Regions from separate parts of the Homo sapiens genome. Here regions 1 and 2 are each linked to region 3. A link is a loop called in an ENCODE intact Hi-C map of the cell type or tissue named here. Cell type or tissue: PC-3. All regions are shown on one strand. Each heading gives the region's core, and the rest is flanking DNA. Links, peaks and the distances in the headings are about the cores only. Region 1 overlaps SIPA1L1 (signal induced proliferation associated 1 like 1). Region 2 overlaps SIPA1L1 (signal induced proliferation associated 1 like 1). Region 3 overlaps SIPA1L1 (signal induced proliferation associated 1 like 1).

Evidence for each region. Peaks named below come from ENCODE experiments on the same cell type or tissue, not always from the same donor. Only the 100,000 strongest peaks of a DNase experiment are listed, where the experiment ranks them.
Region 1: it touches region 3 in a loop (2.8-fold over the local background); 1 of 110 quality-filtered maps calls a loop at or near these places.
Region 2: it touches region 3 in a loop (4-fold over the local background); 1 of 110 quality-filtered maps calls a loop at or near these places.

The regions. Positions count from the first base shown.
Region 1 is chr14:71,571,873-71,578,066 of GRCh38, reverse strand. The region is part of intron 4 of SIPA1L1 (signal induced proliferation associated 1 like 1); the gene reads right to left. Among named protein-coding and RNA genes, the nearest start is that of SNORD56B, 180 kb to the right of the region's middle. In PC-3, for the core only: no CTCF peak of the experiment used is centred there; a DNase peak (open chromatin) is centred at 2,876; H3K4me3 peaks cover 299 bases.
Region 2 is chr14:71,648,440-71,654,633 of GRCh38, reverse strand. It overlaps SIPA1L1 (signal induced proliferation associated 1 like 1), which reads right to left. Exons shown (of 24, transcript NM_001386936.1): 8 at 4,125-4,299. Among named protein-coding and RNA genes, the nearest start is that of SNORD56B, 250 kb to the right of the region's middle. In PC-3, for the core only: no CTCF peak of the experiment used is centred there; a DNase peak (open chromatin) is centred at 3,193; H3K27ac peaks cover 877 bases.
Region 3 is chr14:71,446,854-71,453,047 of GRCh38, reverse strand. All of the region lies in intron 2 of SIPA1L1 (signal induced proliferation associated 1 like 1), which reads right to left. It also overlaps the pseudogene RN7SL683P. Among named protein-coding and RNA genes, the nearest start is that of SNORD56B, 52 kb to the right of the region's middle. In PC-3, for the core only: no CTCF peak of the experiment used is centred there; DNase peaks (open chromatin) are centred at 1,367, 3,177 and 3,577; H3K4me3 peaks cover 1,216 bases; H3K27ac peaks cover 2,327 bases.

The DNA of each region.
Region 1 (6,194 bases), core at 809-5,808, 120 kb before region 3:
TGATAGCGTGTGCCTGTAATCCGAGGTACTTGGGAGGCTGAGGTAGGAGAACTGGATGAATCCGGGCAGCAGAGGCTGCAGTGAGGCGAGATCGCACCACTGCACTCCAGCCTGGGTGCCAGAGCAAGACTCTGTATCGGAGAAAGAAAAAATAAAAAATAAAAAAAATTAGCCAGGCGTGGTGGTGTGTGCCTGTGGTCCCAGCTATTCAGGAGGCTGAGGTGGCAGGGCTGCTTGAGCTCAGAGGTTTGGGGCTGGAATTAGCTGCCATCGGACCACTGCACTCCAGCTTGGGTGACAGAGCAAGACCGTTTCAAAAAAAAAAAAAAAAAAAAAGGCATGCCCAACAAGCCATAAAGTTAAGCAAATTGTGTATAACACAAAGTGCAGCTGGGCGCAATGGCTCACACCTGTAATCCCAGCACTTTGGGAGGCCAAGGCAGGCGGATCACCTGAGATCAGGAGTTCAAGACCAGCCTGGCCAACATGGTGAAACCCCACCTCTACTAAAAGAATACAAAAATTAGCTGGGTGTGGTGCTATGTGCCTGTAATCCCAGCTACTTGGGAGGTTGAGGCAGGAGAATCATTTGAACATGGGAGGCGGAGGTTGCAGTAAGCTGAGATTGCACCACTGAACTCCAGCCTGGGCAACGGAGTGAGATTTGTCTCCAAAAAAAAAAAAAAATAAGTGCTCACTATATAGCAGGCTCTCTCTCAATACTGGGCTAGTGGTTACAAAATTTATGGTAGAAAAACTACTTTGAAAATATAAAAGAAAAAAGGCTCCCTTATAGCCTGTGTACCACTTCTGCAGTCCAGCGCAGGCATGAATTTCTATATCCTGTGGATATGGATACAGTGAGAGAAAAAGTATTTATTGATAATTAACTTTAACTTTTTAAAAATGCTATGGTAGTCATGTCACTTTGAGAACCTTCAGTGGCTCCTCAACTGCCATGCCATTATTTTCTTTTTCTTCTTTTTTTTTTTTTTTTGCTCTGTCACCCAGGCTGGAGTGCAATAGCATGATCTCAGCTCACTGCAACCTCTGCCTCCCAGGTTCAAGCGATTCTCCTGCCTCAGCCACCCGAGTGGCTGGGACTGCAGGTGCCCGCCACCACACCTGGCTAATTTTTATATTTTTAATAGAGACGGGGTTTCACCATGTTGGCCAGGCTGGTCTCAAACTCCTGACCTCGTGATCCAGCTGCCTCGGCTTCCCAAAGTCTGGGATTACAGGCATGAGCTACTGCACCTGGCCCCTGCCATTATTTTCTTATTTAGGCCTGGATTTTAGGCCTGGAATTCAAGAGTAACTGGCACCTGCCCACAAACTGTTTCCTTCTTATATTAACAGAAGGAAACAGGCTTGCCCTAAACAAACCACTGTGCCCTCTTCATAAAGCTCTACCAAGTGACTCAGCCTGCATGAAGAATTCAATATTGACAATTTAAAACTGTAAATTATAAAGAATACCTTGTCTGAGCCCATCATTTTCCACCAGTAGTAGCCAGAAACTGTAAGTCCACCTAGGATTAAATAGCAAGTGTCAAGTCCAGGTTTACATCCAGATTTCCTCATTCCCCTACTCTTACCCTGCCTGTTGCACCATGCTGTCCTTTCAGAGCATGCTTGTTCAATAATCTGTTTCCATCCATTGTAACCAGTTATGTATGCATCAGGCACTGCTCATTATCTCACTAACTCGCTAAAGCAATCTTTAAAGAGCTATTATCTACTGCAGTTTGTACATGAAGACCCAGCAGCTTAGACGAGACTGGGTCACTGCTCGAGAGTCTGATCCCTAAGCCATGTTCCTTGTACCAGGGCACCCTCCTTTCTAAAAATGCTTCCCTTTCTGCTACTTACTGAAATTTCAAGATTCAGTCTACCTGTGGTTCAGCCTTCTCTCCCCAGTGAGACTTTCAGGCTCTTGAGGAAAAGATCTGTCCAATCCTTATCCTGAAAGCACCTAAGCTTAGTACCCTTGAAATGTAATCACTAGAAATAAAAGTTACGTGCTTTCAGCTAAAATAGAATGGAAATTAACTGATAAATTATCAGAACTTCTATTGTAATCTAAAACGTAATCATGGTTATTTCACACATATCTGTGTTGACGGAGAAATGCCAAAAACAAGTCCACATTAGCAAAATTTAATAAAGGTTTCAGCTTCATCTTTCTCTCTTGAAGAGCCTTCACAACAGTAATGAATAAAAAATAGTGGGTTTGACCTTCTCACCCCAATCCACTCATCAAAGGAGCATGAAAAACAGGCATAAAAAGGAGCAAATCTATTAAAAGATTAACAAGAAGTGACACAGAACTGGATAAAACACTGTCACAATGAAGTAACTAAAAGATAAACTAATCCACAATAGAATCGACTATTTAAAATCCCAGCAAATAAACATATTCTCACAGGACAATGGAAGGCAGTGTGGTTAATACAGCATTAAAGGGAGAGACAACTAAAACCAGAAATTTAAAACAATTACCATCAAATTAATGATGGTCAAAATAATTTTTATCTTTTACCCTCAAATAATTTTTCTCCCCACACAAGTCTCTCCTTTGCCCCTTTTCAGTCATTTTTGAACCCGGTTATATGCTTACTGAAAATTTTAATAATTGAAATAGTACAGAAAAAGTGAAAAGTATACGTCTTCTTCTACATGTCCCAATCCCAAGCCCAATGATAGTCACTCATCATAGTATACATATTCTTCCAGGCACTGTGTGTGGGCTGGGGGCACAGACAGTAAGACACTGAATGATAAGGGCAGAGGAGAGAAAGGATCCAGTGCAAGGGACAGTCAGTTCCGCAGCAACTTAAGTATTTACAGAGCCAGAAAAAGAAAGGCAAAGGGGTGGATGATTAAGAGCCAAAGAATCCACTTATGCTCACAAGCAGCAAAGGACCTCCTCCCATTCAAAGCTGATGTAAAAATGCTGGATGAAATGCTTCATATTGGAAACATTTTGAATCCTTTATTTATATCATGGTTCCGAAAATAGAGGCCCTATACAAATAATTCTGGCAACTTGTCAACAGAAATGAAAGCAGGAGCAAACAAAGTATCTTTCTTTAATGCATACCACATCCTTCCAGTTTTTTTTAAAAACTATGCACATATGCAAATATACATACATTTTATGCCTAACTTTCAAATAAAATTATTTTTAATCTAATCCCCTAAACTTAAAAATCTCTGATTTCTAAGTGAGATTTTCCTCACAAATGTATTAACTTGATCATTTAAACTCTTATTAACTAGAAAAAAAATTAATCAAAACGCAAACCAATAAAGTGTTCAAAGATAAAACCTTGTGGCAGGAAGTCTTTTTTTTTTTTTGCCAACCTTTTCATTTTTGTGACAAAGTAAAATAAATCCTCTAACTAGAATGTAAGTTTGATCTTAAAACATAGTCTTGTGTGTCTGCAATAATGCTTATTTTAAAAACTGATCACTTTGCCTATTCAAGACTGTTTATAAGGTGCATATTAGCACGAGTCTTAGCCTCCTTCGCTTAAATCCTCAAGGAGATAGCCTCTCTGTTTTTGCAATGTCAGAATTTCCTAAGTGCAAGATAAATCTCCCTAATTAACAGCCCAATCTCTCCACACTCTTCCCACCATGCTCCCTGAACCCTGAGCTCCAGTCAAAGGGAAAGGAAACCAGTTAAAATTTCTTGAATGCACCGGGTTCTCGTGAGACTTCAGGTGAAGCCAAGTGGTAACTTTTGCTGGAACACAACTCCATTCAATTCTCTTCCTTCCTCCTCCTGTTTTATTCTTATCCACCCTTTACTCCTCTAACTCTTACTCCTCCTTCAAGATTGCACTGGGGTATGTTCTCTTTCAGGAAGTTGTCCACCCCTTCCACTCCCACCCCTACCCCACCTTATTCTTTTTACAGCATCCCTTGGGATTACTACAGGAAATTTATGGTGGTTAAAAATCAAGATTTTTGTTGTAGAAATCAAAATTTCTACTTTAAATAAATCATGATTTCACTATGTGTTATTACCTTCTAACACCAGAACTGCTGCCAAGAAAAAGTGAGGAACTGTCTTTTTGAAACTTTCTGGCATCACTGCAGTTAAAACAAGTTTTAAAGAAAGAATATGTTGAACTAAGAAAAATTCTTTGACAGAACACAAGCACAAGAAAAGGCCCATCTACTGTTCTGAGTATAATAAGCATCAAAGGCATACAAATCAAAACAACACTATACACATTAGGAAAAAGTACTGGAATACCAGTAACCACTGTTAACAGTGACAAAGTTAAAATAGACATGTCGCTAGAGATAATGGATATTGTTTCATTTTAGGGGGAGAAAAAAACCATTGGCAGGTAAGCCAGAAAATATTCATGTTGTTGAGCTCTGCAATCTCTCTTTCGACATTTGGAAATGCATAGTTGTTGAAAGCAGGAGGGATTTTCCTCTGCCCAGCTCTCGGGCATCTTTCCTCCTTCAGCAGGTCCCAGGAGCTCTGCTGGTTTGCCCTTCCTTGTGCAGCTGTAGACATCCACTCTTTCTCTTGAGGTCCCAAACTTTCTCCACATCCTTGGTTCCCAAAAGACAATCAAACAGGACACACTGTGAATGCTCAGTTTTCTGATGCGCCACCCACTGAAATGTAAGTGCTTCAGGCCAGGAACTGCATCTTATTTGATTTTAGGATACTTAGTCCTTAGCAGAGGCTTAATCATAAATGTCAACCACATTTGAATAGGAAAATAGGTGGTAAAACAAACACTGAGACGTGATTTTACAATCTGTAATAATTGTCCAAAGATACTTACTGCAATGCTATTTTATTTTTAATTCGTTTATGTTTTTATCAAAGTAATATACATAGTAGTTAAAGGCAAATAGTACCACAGGCATATAAAGTGGGGGAAACCGATACTGCTTGACTCCATCTTCTTCAGTCCCAAGAACAGCCACAGCCACTTTCAATACATAGCACTGTTTCCCTCACTATTTCCTTATTCCTAAATAACACGCTCATATTGCTACTTTTTAATTTGTCAATCTTACGTAGTAAATGTTGAAGTCCTGTTGTGGAAGATGAGAAATCAGCATGCTTCCATTAAGTGTCTCTCCCATTTCCTTACCCCATTCTATGTACCTATTTATGTTCACATGTGTGTATATTAGTTATATCACATAGCTATATATATTAGGATTTACGTTACTACGGCTATATTTGCTCAGTTGCTTACTTTACTTTTCCCGAACTTAGTAACAGTTTCATTTATTTTCATTTGCTTTATTTCTATATACCTACGCTTAATTTTTCCTACATACAACATAAGAAGCAAAAAAATCTTGTTATTCTTTCCACACAGTCAAAAACAACAGATTCCTATCAATTCCATTTCTCTTCCCTGAAGAACTCTCTCCTAGGGCTCTTCTCATGCCCCAATCTAGCTGCTGATCTCTAGGTCTCCTGAAGAGGTATTCTGGGGAACATCCCACCAATCACCATCCTGACAGTTCCTTTCTTTCTCTCCTGGATGGATCCCACGTCTCCCAGATTTCATTTCTTCTTTTCTTAATTCACTCCCTCACCTGGATGGACCACTACCTTCTTCATTTAGTAACTGCCTAAGAAGGGGTGCATGGGTGGTAAAAGCTTTGAGTCTTAGCATGCCTAGCTTTAAACTGACTGATGGTTGGCTGGGCATAAAATGACAGGTAGTAAAACATTTGCCATTAGAATTTTCAAGGTTGCTATGGTCCGAATATTTGTACCCTCCAACACTCATGTTGAAACTTAATCCCCAGTGTGGCAGTATTGAGAGGAGAGGCCTTTAAGAGGTGAGTGAATTATGAGAGCTGTCCTTGTGAATGCTTAATCCAGTCACAGATTAATGGGTTAATGGATTAATGGGCTATCATGGGAGTAGAACTGGTAGCTTTATAAGAAGAGGAAGAGAGACCTGAGCTAGCAAGTTAGGAGGCTCAGCCCCTCAGCATGTGATGCCCTCCATCGCCTTCTCGGGATGCTGCAGAGTCCCCACCAGCAGCAGCTGGACCTTGGACATCTCAGCCTCCATCTGTGTGAAATAAATTCTTTTTAAAAATAAACTATCCAGGCCAGGCACGGTGGCTCACGCCTGTAATCCCAGCACTTTGGGAGGCTGAAGCGAGCGGATCATGAGGTCAGGAGATCA
Region 2 (6,194 bases), core at 578-5,577, 200 kb before region 3:
TGAAAAGTCTTATATCTCTTTTAAGATCTTGAACCTCAACTGCATTTATAACACTGCTGAAAAATGGAGGAGAAAACAAACAGTCACTAACATTGCAGCAAATTAATGAAGGCAGGGCTTTGAAGGAAAGCTTTTACAAACGGCTTCTAAGTCTCCTGTGTACTGACGTGACAAACAAGCCTCAGTCAGGAAATAATTCCCCCAAATAATCCACGTACGTAGCTAAAAATGAGGATGGTCTCCAGCTTTCAAATAACAAACTGCTTGGTGGGAAGTTTATTGTATTTATTGTAGTGTGAGAGAATGGTAATTATCTAGGTTATATCATCCAAATAAGAAAACAAAAAAGAAGGAAAAATCCCCTATTAAAAATTTCTTCATTGCAGAATTGTTCCAGCCTGTGACATATTTATTTGTAGCTTGCTTGTTTGCTACAAATCCTTATTTTTGAAATGTGTAGATGGTCTTTGCACAGATAACTGGGAAAAAGAAGAAATGGTTCAATAGTTCATTACTTCCCTGAGCCTCGTCCTCCTTTACAAAAATACTAAGAAATGAATATGATGATAATGCATGAAGTAGAGCTATCTCATGAGCTGGTTTGAGTACTGTTAGCTCAAGGGCTTAAGAGGGAGGAAGACATAGGCTAAAGGCCGGTCTTGGGGCTTTGCTATACTTCATTCTACATTTATGCTTTCTCTGAACACTTCATTAACCACACTACTGGGATCTATTCTACTTTCCTAATGCTTGCTAGCTATCTAACCATGGGCATGTTACTTAATCTAAAGAAGCCAATTCTGTAAAGTGGGGATAATTGGTATCTAGCAGGTTTGTCGGAATTAAACGAGACGGCATACATATCAAAAGTATCTGGGACTTCTGCTTCCAGCCATAATGAAGTGCTTGATACAGCACTTACCATGCCATTGTGAATAACTAGAAAAAATGATATAATAGCTGAAACAACTGTTTGCAGACATTGGAGAACAGGCAGCCTTGGATAGTGATCCTTGAGAAAAAAGAATACAGAAGATGAGCCCTATGACCCCTGGGCTTTCTACCTAGAGGTACTTGTGGGACAGTTGACACAGAGCAAGGTACTGAAGGGGGAAGCCAAGACAGACTCGAGTTCAGGAAGTCTGAGGTGACTGATATTTGCTAGGCAGAATACCAAAGAGAAAGAAATATCAGATGAAAGGTTCAGAAATCTGAATAGGGGTCCCTTTGAGTCTTGAGTTGGACAGTAAGCTGCATATGCATATGCATAAATTCCAAAAGCCAAGCAAAGACAAAATATTAGGGAAAGAACAACTACCAACGAATTATAAGCCAAACAATTCCACAGTTCACACTGGGTTGGGAGACATTAATGAGTTCTGAACAGCCACAGTAGACACTTCATTGAATATTCAAGTACTGAGGTGCAAGAAAAGTCATGCCTTAGTAGTAGGGCTAAGTTAGCCAGAGTAAAAGCTACTCTAGGTATGCTTTAACAAAGCTTAAAAATAAGACTCATAAAAATCAAGCTGTTCTGCAACTTCACTGCCTGCCAAAACAAAACTCAACACTTAAAGAAGATAACAAAATTAAGACACTGAACAATGAAACATTTACAATATCCAACATCTTATCAAAAACAACCAGACATGTGAGGAAGTAAAATATATACAAAGGAACCCCATTAAAAAAAGAAACTGAAAATGAGAGAAATGATGAAATTAGCAGATGAACATTTTGAAACAACTATTATAAATGTGTTTAGGGATCTAAAGGACAGCGTGAACCTAAAAAGGTGAGAATAGAAGACATTTAAAAAGATTATCAAATGCAACTTTTGGCCCTGAAATATAATATCTTAAATGGAAATTTCACTGGACGGGATTAACAATGAATTAAGATACCATGGAAGAAAAGAAAAACACAAGGAGCTTTAAGATATATTAATAGAAATTATCCAAACTGAAGCACAGAAGGAAAAAAAAAGGTTAGGGGGAAAAAAAAAAGAACCAGGGCCTCATTAACCTGTGGTACACCAGTGAGTGATATAACATATGTGTAATTGGAGTCTCAGAGAGATGGGAGGTTAAGACAGAAAAAATAAAGAAATAACAGCAGATAGTACTTTAATTTGATAAAAACTACAAACCCATAGATTCAAGTGACATCTACAGTGGGAATGATCCTTGAACATTTGTTCTGAAAAGCACTTTTTTAGAAAAAGAATTATATTCAAAGTTTCTTGACACAACATAAAGTTAGATTAAGTATGGTGAGATTACATCACAGCACACAGAACGAAGTCTTATCTCTAGTAGTGTCCAGCCCAGTAGGAGGCAGCTGAGGTGTACAGAGGCTGGCTGTTGCCTATTTTGGTGGTCTATGATTATTTAATGCAGGTTTAAATGGCATAGTGAATAGACTCTAGTTTTTGCCCCTATTAATAAGCTTGGAGTAAAAGAGATGATTTTGCGTACTGTCTTCTTTGGGGCTTCAGAGTAGGAATACTTCCCTACTTTTCGTTCATTTTAGGAAATGCGACATTTTAAAAGGACAGAAGGATTCTTTGAATCCTTCTCAGGAAATATGCCCTGAAAGGTCAGACATGCCTCATAAAGTTGAACTACTTAAAGGAGAGTAGTTCAGTGAAAAAGAATCTTTCCCTGTTGAAGGTATTATATAATTCCAAAACTACATTAAGAGGCTGTTTGGTAATCCAGGCTCATCCCCCTCTAGCCTTTGCAGTTGTTGGGATAATTGGACAAACTGTGCACAAAGTGCTTATTTTGTGTATTCCACTGCCTTACTACATGTCATGTTGCTTAACGATACCCTAGCTATACATTTCTCACATCACCCTTCATCACAGATAACACACAATCTTATCAACTCCCAGTCTGACCATTCATTTATAGTATCACTGAGCTTATTACACATTCTCTTCCCAGATCCTTTCAATAACTGTTTGTGGTAGTGATAATTTATACAGCACAACAAATGGGGGCAACATGAATGAACTGTACCAGGTGAATATCAGAATAGCTGGATAAAAAGAGTTTAAGGACATACTGAAATTTAACATCTTTATGCAGTTGCAAGCAGAGTACAGAATGTTAAAATAATATTTAAGCAGCTAGGCTATTTATGGGTTTTAATAGTCTCTCTTGCATGTCGTTTCCAAGTTGGCAACAGCAAAACCATGGCAACAGGAAATTCTTCCCTGCAGTGGAGTTTATGAATGCTTTTCTGTTTTCATGACTCAACTCCTTATTTAATTTCCTGTACAGAAAATCAGAGAGATTACTATAGACTGCAATACAGATGTGCTAATCCCAAGACCCTCTCAAAGAAAAACAGGTCACAGGTGTCTATGGATGAATTTAAAGATAAAATTTAAAACTGCTTTCACACAGACACATAGCAAAAGTCAACACACTCTTTGATTAGTCCCAGCTAACCAAAATAGGCATTTGAGAATGTTAACTATTTTACTGACAACTTGGGGACTGGACATGGACAACCTTTTAGGTTCATGCACCATAGTTAAACAGATTGTTTCATTATCATGCTTTTAATCAACACATTTTATGAGCTAAACTAATACCAAAGCTAAAAAGCCTATTTTCTCAGAGATTAAGTAGACTGTGAATAATAATAATAGAAACAAAAACCCTAGATGTAAAAAGAATACAAAAAAACAAAAACAAAGGCTGACTACATAGATAAACATGAAGACTATGAAATGAATTAATGGAAGTCAAAAATTCCAGGCTTACACTCAGACAGTTGTAAGTTTCCGGAGTTTTTAATCACCCTAACATTTGGCTAAATGTAATGAAATTTACACAATGCTCACCCAGGAGCAATTCTGCACGATCTGTGTCACTGCCCCACTCCATGCACACACCTCTGACAACACTATTTTTTTAGAGTCTAATTCTAGCTACTTTGGTTATGATCTTCAACTGTTCTGGTGCTACATCCTCCCTCTCTGGCTTTCTCTCCCCCATCACCAGCAGTGTTCTGCGATAAATGGCAATGTTGCTTTACGGATAATTTAGCAGATGCACAACAGCACAACAGGGGGAAAATAAGCCTAGTAGGAGGGTGTAAGTATTTCTTACTTTTGGTATCAAGCTGTGCTCGATACTTCTCAAATCCTTTGAGCCGAACTCGCTCTCCCAATAGTTGAAGAAATTCTTCAAAGGCTGGGCCAGCTGACTCATTGTTGTACATCTCTTCTTCAGTGCTCTGTCCAGCTTTGCAGTACATGATGCCTACTTTCTGCTGGTAGTTCAGCTGTGAAGGCAGGTAATACGATGCATATAAATATAGGCAGATCCACTTTGTCCCAGTCAAATGCTAAAAGGTCCTATAGGGCACATGCCCAGAAAATAGCTAACACCTTTCTTCTCTTGAAATCCTTCTGTATTTTCCGTCTTTGATCCAAAATTAAGTGGAGCAAGTATCTACGAACTTCATGAACTGAGAAAAGGCCAGAAAAATAAATGAAAATTTCCTGTATGTAAAGATCATGCACCATTAAACAGATCTGTTGGTACTATAGGAAATTTCTGTTAATCAATTACAAAGTACAAAATGAGGTTATTAAAAAATCCTGGTAACTAAAGGCAATTCTTTTTTTATGGTGTCCCCCCTTTTAAAAGGGAGGTCTTTACAAATTTAAAAGCAGAGGTCTACTTTATAAAACATATTTTAAAATAAACTGTTTTGCACTAAAAGGTCCACTAATATTTTTGCAGTTTTTTTTTTGTAAAATTAGAAAAGACTTATCTCCCAATACCCTTTTCCCAATATATTAAATTATAAACCTTGCCTATATCTTTGTTACAGCACTACTATCATCAATACTGTACTTAGAGCAACTTCTCTTTCAAATAGTTTTCCAAAGGATGAGTGTCTGCAGAGAAACTTTAAAAGAGGCCTCACAATGGCAAATCAGCTAATGGCAAATATTTCTTCCTCAAATGCAGTTAAAATGAAGGATTAAGAGATTTACTTATAACATTAATCAAAACATTTATTCATCATTGAAAAGTCCAGTCATTTTGCAAAGAAATTTTAAGGTGTTACTGATCATTTAACAAGCAATGAGTTTTCAACATAAAAATGTGTACTTTGGGCTGGGCACAGTGGCTAATGCCTGTAATCCCAGCACTTTGGGAGGCTGAGGGGGGCAGATCACTTGAACCTAGGAGTTCCAGACAAGCCTGGGCAACATGGCAAAACCCTGTCTCTACAAAATGTACAAAAATTAGCCAGGTGTGGTGGTGCACACTTGTAGTCCCAGCTACTCGGGAGGTTGAGGTTCGAGGATCATTTGAGCCCGGGAGATTGATGTTGCAGTGAGTCATGACTGTACCACATACTCCAGCCTGGGCAACAGAGCAAAACTCTGTCTCAAAAAAAAAAAAAAAAAAAAATTGGACTTTGAATTCTCCAATGACATTGGGACAATTCTTATCACTTAATCCTATTTCCAGAGTGTCATTACAACCACCACATCAGTAAGGTTTTATCTAATAAAAGGGGGAAGAGAAGAGGTGAAATTTTAATAGCTAACATTTATTGAATACCTATCATATGCCAGGCACTACGTGCAGTGTTTAACATACATTAAATTCTTACTCTCACAATAGCCCACAAGGCAAATATTACCCCTGTTTGACAGATGAGCAAAGAGATCAGAGAATGCAAGAGAGAGGAACTAGTACAGTAGGGAGAGACACAAGATCATAAAGAGTCAGTTCTGTGACTCAGCTCCATTAACTATCACCAGAACTCAACCAGGTTTGTCTTTGGACAACCGCTGCAACATATGTCTACAACTTCTTATTTGCAATTCTGAAGTTGAAAGGTAGAAAGCAAATTTAGGCAAACATATTTGGCAGCAAAACTTGACATGGGGCTGACATTAGTACTTTTAATTTATTCATCTTTGTGTGAATATTCATGTTTCCCCTGCATAATTGATTGTGGGGTACTGCCCCAGATCTCACTGGGAATATTACTATATGGGTCATACATTTTATTATCCCTCTAAAATCTGAAAATTCCTCAATTCTGAAACACAGCCAGCCCTGCCACTTTATATTAAGGGACTACGAACCTGAACTACCATTTTCAGCTTTCCAAATCAAATGGTTCAAATCGTGATAACGGAAAATGTCACA
Region 3 (6,194 bases), core at 654-5,653:
GAACAGAAAGTCATTAAATTGGATCATCAAGCAGCAAAATTTGGATGTTGTATCTATTAGTGATTACCATAAAATATGACACAGAAGGGTCTAGAGATTTGAAAAACTTGGTGTACAGTATATCCTGAACACCAGAGGAAAATAATAGTTTCTGTGAATATCGAAATAAAGTCAAACTAGCAGAGATCAGTTTAAAAACCTAAGATTTAAATAACATAAGATCTCCCCAGAGGGGAAGTTCTTGAGGTCAAAGCACTAGTCCTCTTTAGTCATCAGGGAGATGCAATCTGCACAACAACAAATACCACTTCATACCCACCAGAATGGCTAAAATCAAGACTAAAAATACAATGTGCTGATGAAGATGTGGAGCCACTGGAACTCTCACACACTGTGTGTGAGAGTGAATCAGTAAACTACTTTAGTAGAAGGCTTTGCTTTGCAGTGTCTACTAAATCTGAACAAATATTAATACATATCCTATAGCTTGGTAATCCCACTCCCAGGTATAGATGCCTAACAGAAATGTGCACATATGCCCAAAAAAGCAAAAACAAGTATAAAAATACTATAACAGTATTAATAGTAAAATGGTCAAAATCTGCAAAACAAAAACAGATGTTCAGTAGTAAATAAAGTGTAGTATATTCACATTATAGAATACTACACTAAAAAATTATCCTTCCTATATACGAAAATGTGTATACATTTCTCAAACATTACATTGAGTACAACCAAAGAGTACATATTATATTATTTCATTTTTATAAAGTTCAAAAGCAGGCAAAACAAAACTATGGTGACATAAGTCAGAACAGTGGTTACCTTTGGTAGTATAGGGGGTGGTTGGTACTGAAATGGGAGAGAACATGAGGGGGGGGTTTCCTGTAATGGTGGTGGTATCCTGATTTTTAATTGTGATGCTGGTTATACACTTGTGTTAAGTTTGTGAAAACTTATCAAAGGTGAAAACGTAGGATCTATCTGCTTTTCTATATGCACGTTAAGCTTTTTAACTTATAAGCAAGTAAGTCAAGGTATTTATATATTTTATATAAGCAAAAATATACATATTTGGAAGACCAGAGTGGTGTTTTGTTCACGAAATTGTTTTTGATGTATATAATTCCATGCATTTTTGTCTTATATAATGACCATTTTCCCTTCTCTCAAATATTTTAATTAACAAGTAAAAATTGTATGTGTTTATCATATACATGTTGTTTTGAATTGCGTACACACCAGGAAATGGCTAAATCGAGCTAATTAACATATATGTTACCTGACATACTTTTCATTTTTTTGTGGTGAGAACATTTAAAATCTACTCTCTTAGCAAGAATGTAGTACACAGTCATTAACTTTAGTCATCATGTTTTACAAGAGAATTTTTTCTTTTTTTTTTTTTTTTTTTTGAGACAAGGTCTCGCTGTTACCCAGGTTGGAGTGCAATGGTACAATCACAGCTCACTGCAGCCTCCACCTCCTGGGCTCAAGTGATCCTCCCACTTCAGTCCCCTGAGTAGCTGGGACTACAGGCATGCACCACTATGCCTGGGTAATTTTAAAATTTTTTTGTAGAGACAAGGTCTCACTATATGGCCCAGGCTGGTTTTGAACCCCAGGGCTCAAGTAGTCCTCCTGCCTCAGCCTCCCAAAGTGCTGGAATTACAAGCAGGTGCCTGGCCTGCAATATATTTCTTATCTACTAACTTATTAACTTATCTATTAATTTATTCTTCCTATCTAACTGAAAAATTTGTACCCTTTTTATCAAATATCCCCCTCCCTAAAACCCTCACTATCCCCCCTTCTCCCTGGTAGCTACATTCTACAATCTACTTCTGAGTTCAACTTTTTTATTTTGCATATGTAGGGGAGATCATGCAGTCTTTCTGTATCTGCTTATCTCACTAACATAAAGTCCTCCAGGTTCATCCATGTTATTGTAAATGAAAGCATTTCCTTCTTTTTTACGGCTATACAGTATTCCATTGTGTATATATACCATATTTTCTTTACCCACAGATCTGTTATTAGACACTTAGATTGATTCCATATCTTGGCTATCATGAATAATGCCACAATAAACATGGGAATTCTGATACTTCTTCAAACACTGATTTCAATTCCTTTGGATATATACCCAGCAGCGGAACTGCTGGATCACATGATAGTTCTATTTTTAATAATTTAAGGAACCTCCATATTGTTTTGCATAATGGCTATTCCAACTTACATTCCCACCAACAGTATGCAAGGGTTCCCTTTTCCCCCATCCTCTCAAAACACTTGCTATATTTTTTGTCTTTTTTTAATAACAGCCATTCTAACAGGTTTTAATAACAGCCATTCTAACAGGTTTTAATAACAGCCATTCTAACAGCCGTTCTAACAGGTAAATAACATTGCAGCTTTAATTTACATCTCTCTGATAATTTCTCAAATATTTTAGAATAAAACTTTTTATGGCTCCGAAGTTGAATGCAGTACTAGATAGAGCCATAAATTAAAAGTCTGTAATCTAGAAAAGTTTTCATCAACAATAGTCAAGATGTCTTTTTTATTCATTAACTAGCTGAACACTTAATGATATAGAAAGTTTGGCTACCCAGAATGACTCATTTCTGTGAAGTTTTGTTTAATGAACAGGTTTATTACAAAGATTTTAAATCCTTTTATATAAATGAGTACAGAGTCTTAGAGAACACACTATCGAGCTATAAACTGACACCTTAGGAAGTAAATTAAATCTACTGTATCAGTACAAGGGTGATGAGAAAATCAGTAAGCCCTCCAAATAGAAATATGACAGAATATAAATCTAAATATAAAGTTACATATATTTATTTCTGGTATATCTGTATATTAACACATAAACACACTATCAAGAATGTAAATAATCGTAATAGAAAAATTATATAAAGATATATTTAGCAGAAATATTACATATATCTCTGGGTTTAGGATTTGGGATAATTTTTATTTTTTAAGTTTTATTTTACTGTTTGCATTGTTAAAATGAACATATATCATTTTTAAGGTTAAAAAATAAGCTAAAAGATCTGAGAAAAAGACAGTTCCTGTTCAAAAAAATGAGTCAATGCGTGTTTTCTTCCTGATTCACAGAACAAATTAGTGGGAGAATTTTCTCAATTTTAAGACCTTTCTCCCAATGTTAGCCTTCTGGCATCTGCCAAAGTATACCTACAAGCAAATACCAACAAAGCTCATATAGCAGAACAAATAGAACAGTAGCAGAAAACTGGCACTAAAAGAATTCATAATAACATTAATAAATCATGCTTAACTGAGACAGTCCCCCCACCTCACCTCCAACCCTGAGCCAGCAGTTGTGATTTTATGTTACGTACATATAACTGTGTTCATTTTCTGCTAGTAAAATCGTTCTTCGTTCCTAAGATAGAATTAAGTATACCAGTATTTCCTGATTTTCTATTAAAATCACATAACTTCCAGGTGCTCCATTATCTGAACAAAAATAAGGACCTAGAGGCATCCCTGTCACCAGATGTGTAGCCTTGTGACTAATGTTAGCTGTATCTTAAAGACAAGAAAAGGGAAAAGGTGAATTCAGCTCTCTAGGAGCTCAGTAGTAAATTACTCACCAGGTAGAATTCTGCCCATTGTCTCAATTACTCTTCCCCAGACAACTTCATTTGTTCAGAGAAAAAAACAAAAGCCCAATCTGGTTTATTCTCCCAGCTAATCAAGCCATCCACACAAAGCTGAACTAAAACCATAACTAGAGTTTAAATTTCCTGATTCCTTCCTTGAAAGGTAGTCTTACTAATTAGGTAATTTACAACAGGGCCTTGGCAAACCAAAGAGGAAACCTGAAAAAGCAGCAGCCTTTTGCTGTCCCTCTGGCTTTAATCACCATGAAGGTCACCCAGTCCTGCCATCAACCAGCTCTCCTACTTTGGAGAAGCAGGCTGACTCAAAGAGCAAACACCTGTCTCTCATAGTAATGACTTTATTCTCCAGGCCTAACTTTATAAATGAGAAAACTAAGAGAGTAAACAGCTCTATTAACACTGTTGTCATTTTTTAAAACAATTCTTTTAAAGAGATGGGGTCCTGCTATGTTGCCCAGGCTGGAGTGTAGCAGCTATTCACAGGCACAATTCCACTACTGATCAGCACAGGAGTTTCCAACCTGGGCCAGTTGACCCCTCCCTTAGGCAATCTGGTGGTCCCCCACTCCCAGGAAATGCTGAACTTAGTAGGGACACTCAATTGGCATAGAGCACTACAGCTTATAACTCCTGGGTTTAAACAATCCTCCTGCCTCAGCCTCCTGAGTTGCTAGGACTACAGGCAGGTACAACACCCGGCTTACAATTAGACTTGAAATGCAGGCTGTTATGAAGAGTCTCTTGGCTACAGTTCAAGGGAAACATAACACATTAATGCAAAACATCTTCAGCTTTCCCCAATTCCACTTATTTCAGCCCATTTCAGAAATGTCTTCTTTATTCCAACTTGAAAATTCATGTTATACTTGTTATAAATGTCAAACGGTTTTCAGAATATAGAATTCCAGTGGCTAGAGTTAGATGCCTGGGAACACAACTAGCCCCATAAACCTTGGGCAAGTTGCTTAACCTCTCTGGGCCTCAGTTTCTTCAGCTCTAAAAAGAGGATAATACCTACTCCATAGGACTGAGGTGAAGGTCAATACATTAGAGCACTTAGGAAACTCTGTGGCACATGGCAACTGATTGATCAATAAAGGTCAGTTATTACTATAATCATTGGTGTGGATGATGTTATTGCTACCAGAAAGACAACCAAGAAAGCGATGGAAGCGTAGGAAAAAAAAGTGCAAAATAAAGGAAAGAGAACTAAGAGAAAGAAGAATGGCAGCTGCCATGTAATAGCCAAGGGGCATTAGACAAGTTCCTTCAGTTTCCTCATCTACAAAACGGAGATGACATCCACTTGCTCCATCACCCTCCTCACAGGACTGTTCTGGAAGCCACAAGAAAATATCTCTGGCCACAGAACAGAAAGCTAAATGTCTTGCATTGTCACTGACCAGAGGGGCTCAACAAACCTTGGAATACCATGAACTTTCACAATGAGCCATTAGTCAAATAACTATGCACATTAAATGAATATTCTGGATACCACTCTAACAAAAAAATCAATAGTAGGCCAGGCATGGTGGCTCACACCTGTAATCCTAGCATTTTGGGAGGCAGAGGCAGGCGGATTGCCAGAGCTCAGGAGTTCGAGACCAGCCTGAGCAACATGGTAAAATCCCGTCTCTACTAAAAAAATACAAAAAAAATTAGCCAGGTGTGGTGGCACACACCTGTAGTCCCAGCTACTTAGGAGCCTGAGGCACAAAAATCACTTAAGCACAGAAGACAGAGGCTGCAGTCAGCAGAGATCATGCCACTGCACTCCAGCCTGGGCAACAGAGTGAGACCCTGTCTCAAAAAAAAAAAAAAAAAAATCCACAGTACATGCTTTTAAAAAATCAGATTAAGTAAACCATAGTAAAGTATCCACTACCTAGTGACACCAAATAGCATCCCCATAATTTTGCACTGGCAGAATAATCAGAACTCTTAGGAAGCATCTGCCATCAATTTTAAAAGGCAACCCTAAAGTGAGCTGTGAAACCCAAGTACACCATAGCACCATAGGCTTGTTAGGGGTCCCACAGCAAATCCAGCTGAGTAGATCTAAACTGCCTCTTATTTAGGCTATGAACATTTGAATAAAGTTATTTTCAAGCTTTGTTCTTTATTATATCCTACAAATTTTCCTTTCACTACAATACTAACATAAAAGCTAACAGAGGATAAGCGTGGTGGCTCATGCCTGTAATGCCAACACTTTGGGAGGCTAAGGCAGGAGGATCACTTGCCCAGGAGTTCAAGACCAGCCTGGGCAACACAGTGAGACCCTATCTCTACCAAAAAAAAAAAATGTAATTAGCTGAGCATGGTGGTGCATGCCTGTAGTCCCAGCTACTCAGGGGGCCGAGATAGGAGAATCACTTGAGCCTGGGAGGTCAAGGTTGCAGTGAGCCATGATCATGCCACTGCACTCCAGCCTGGGAAACAAAGCAAGGGCCTGTCTCAAAAAAAAAAAAAAAAAAAAAAACAAAAAAAAAAACAGAGCCCATCTCTCTTTATTTGCAGGATCTACTTAACTCA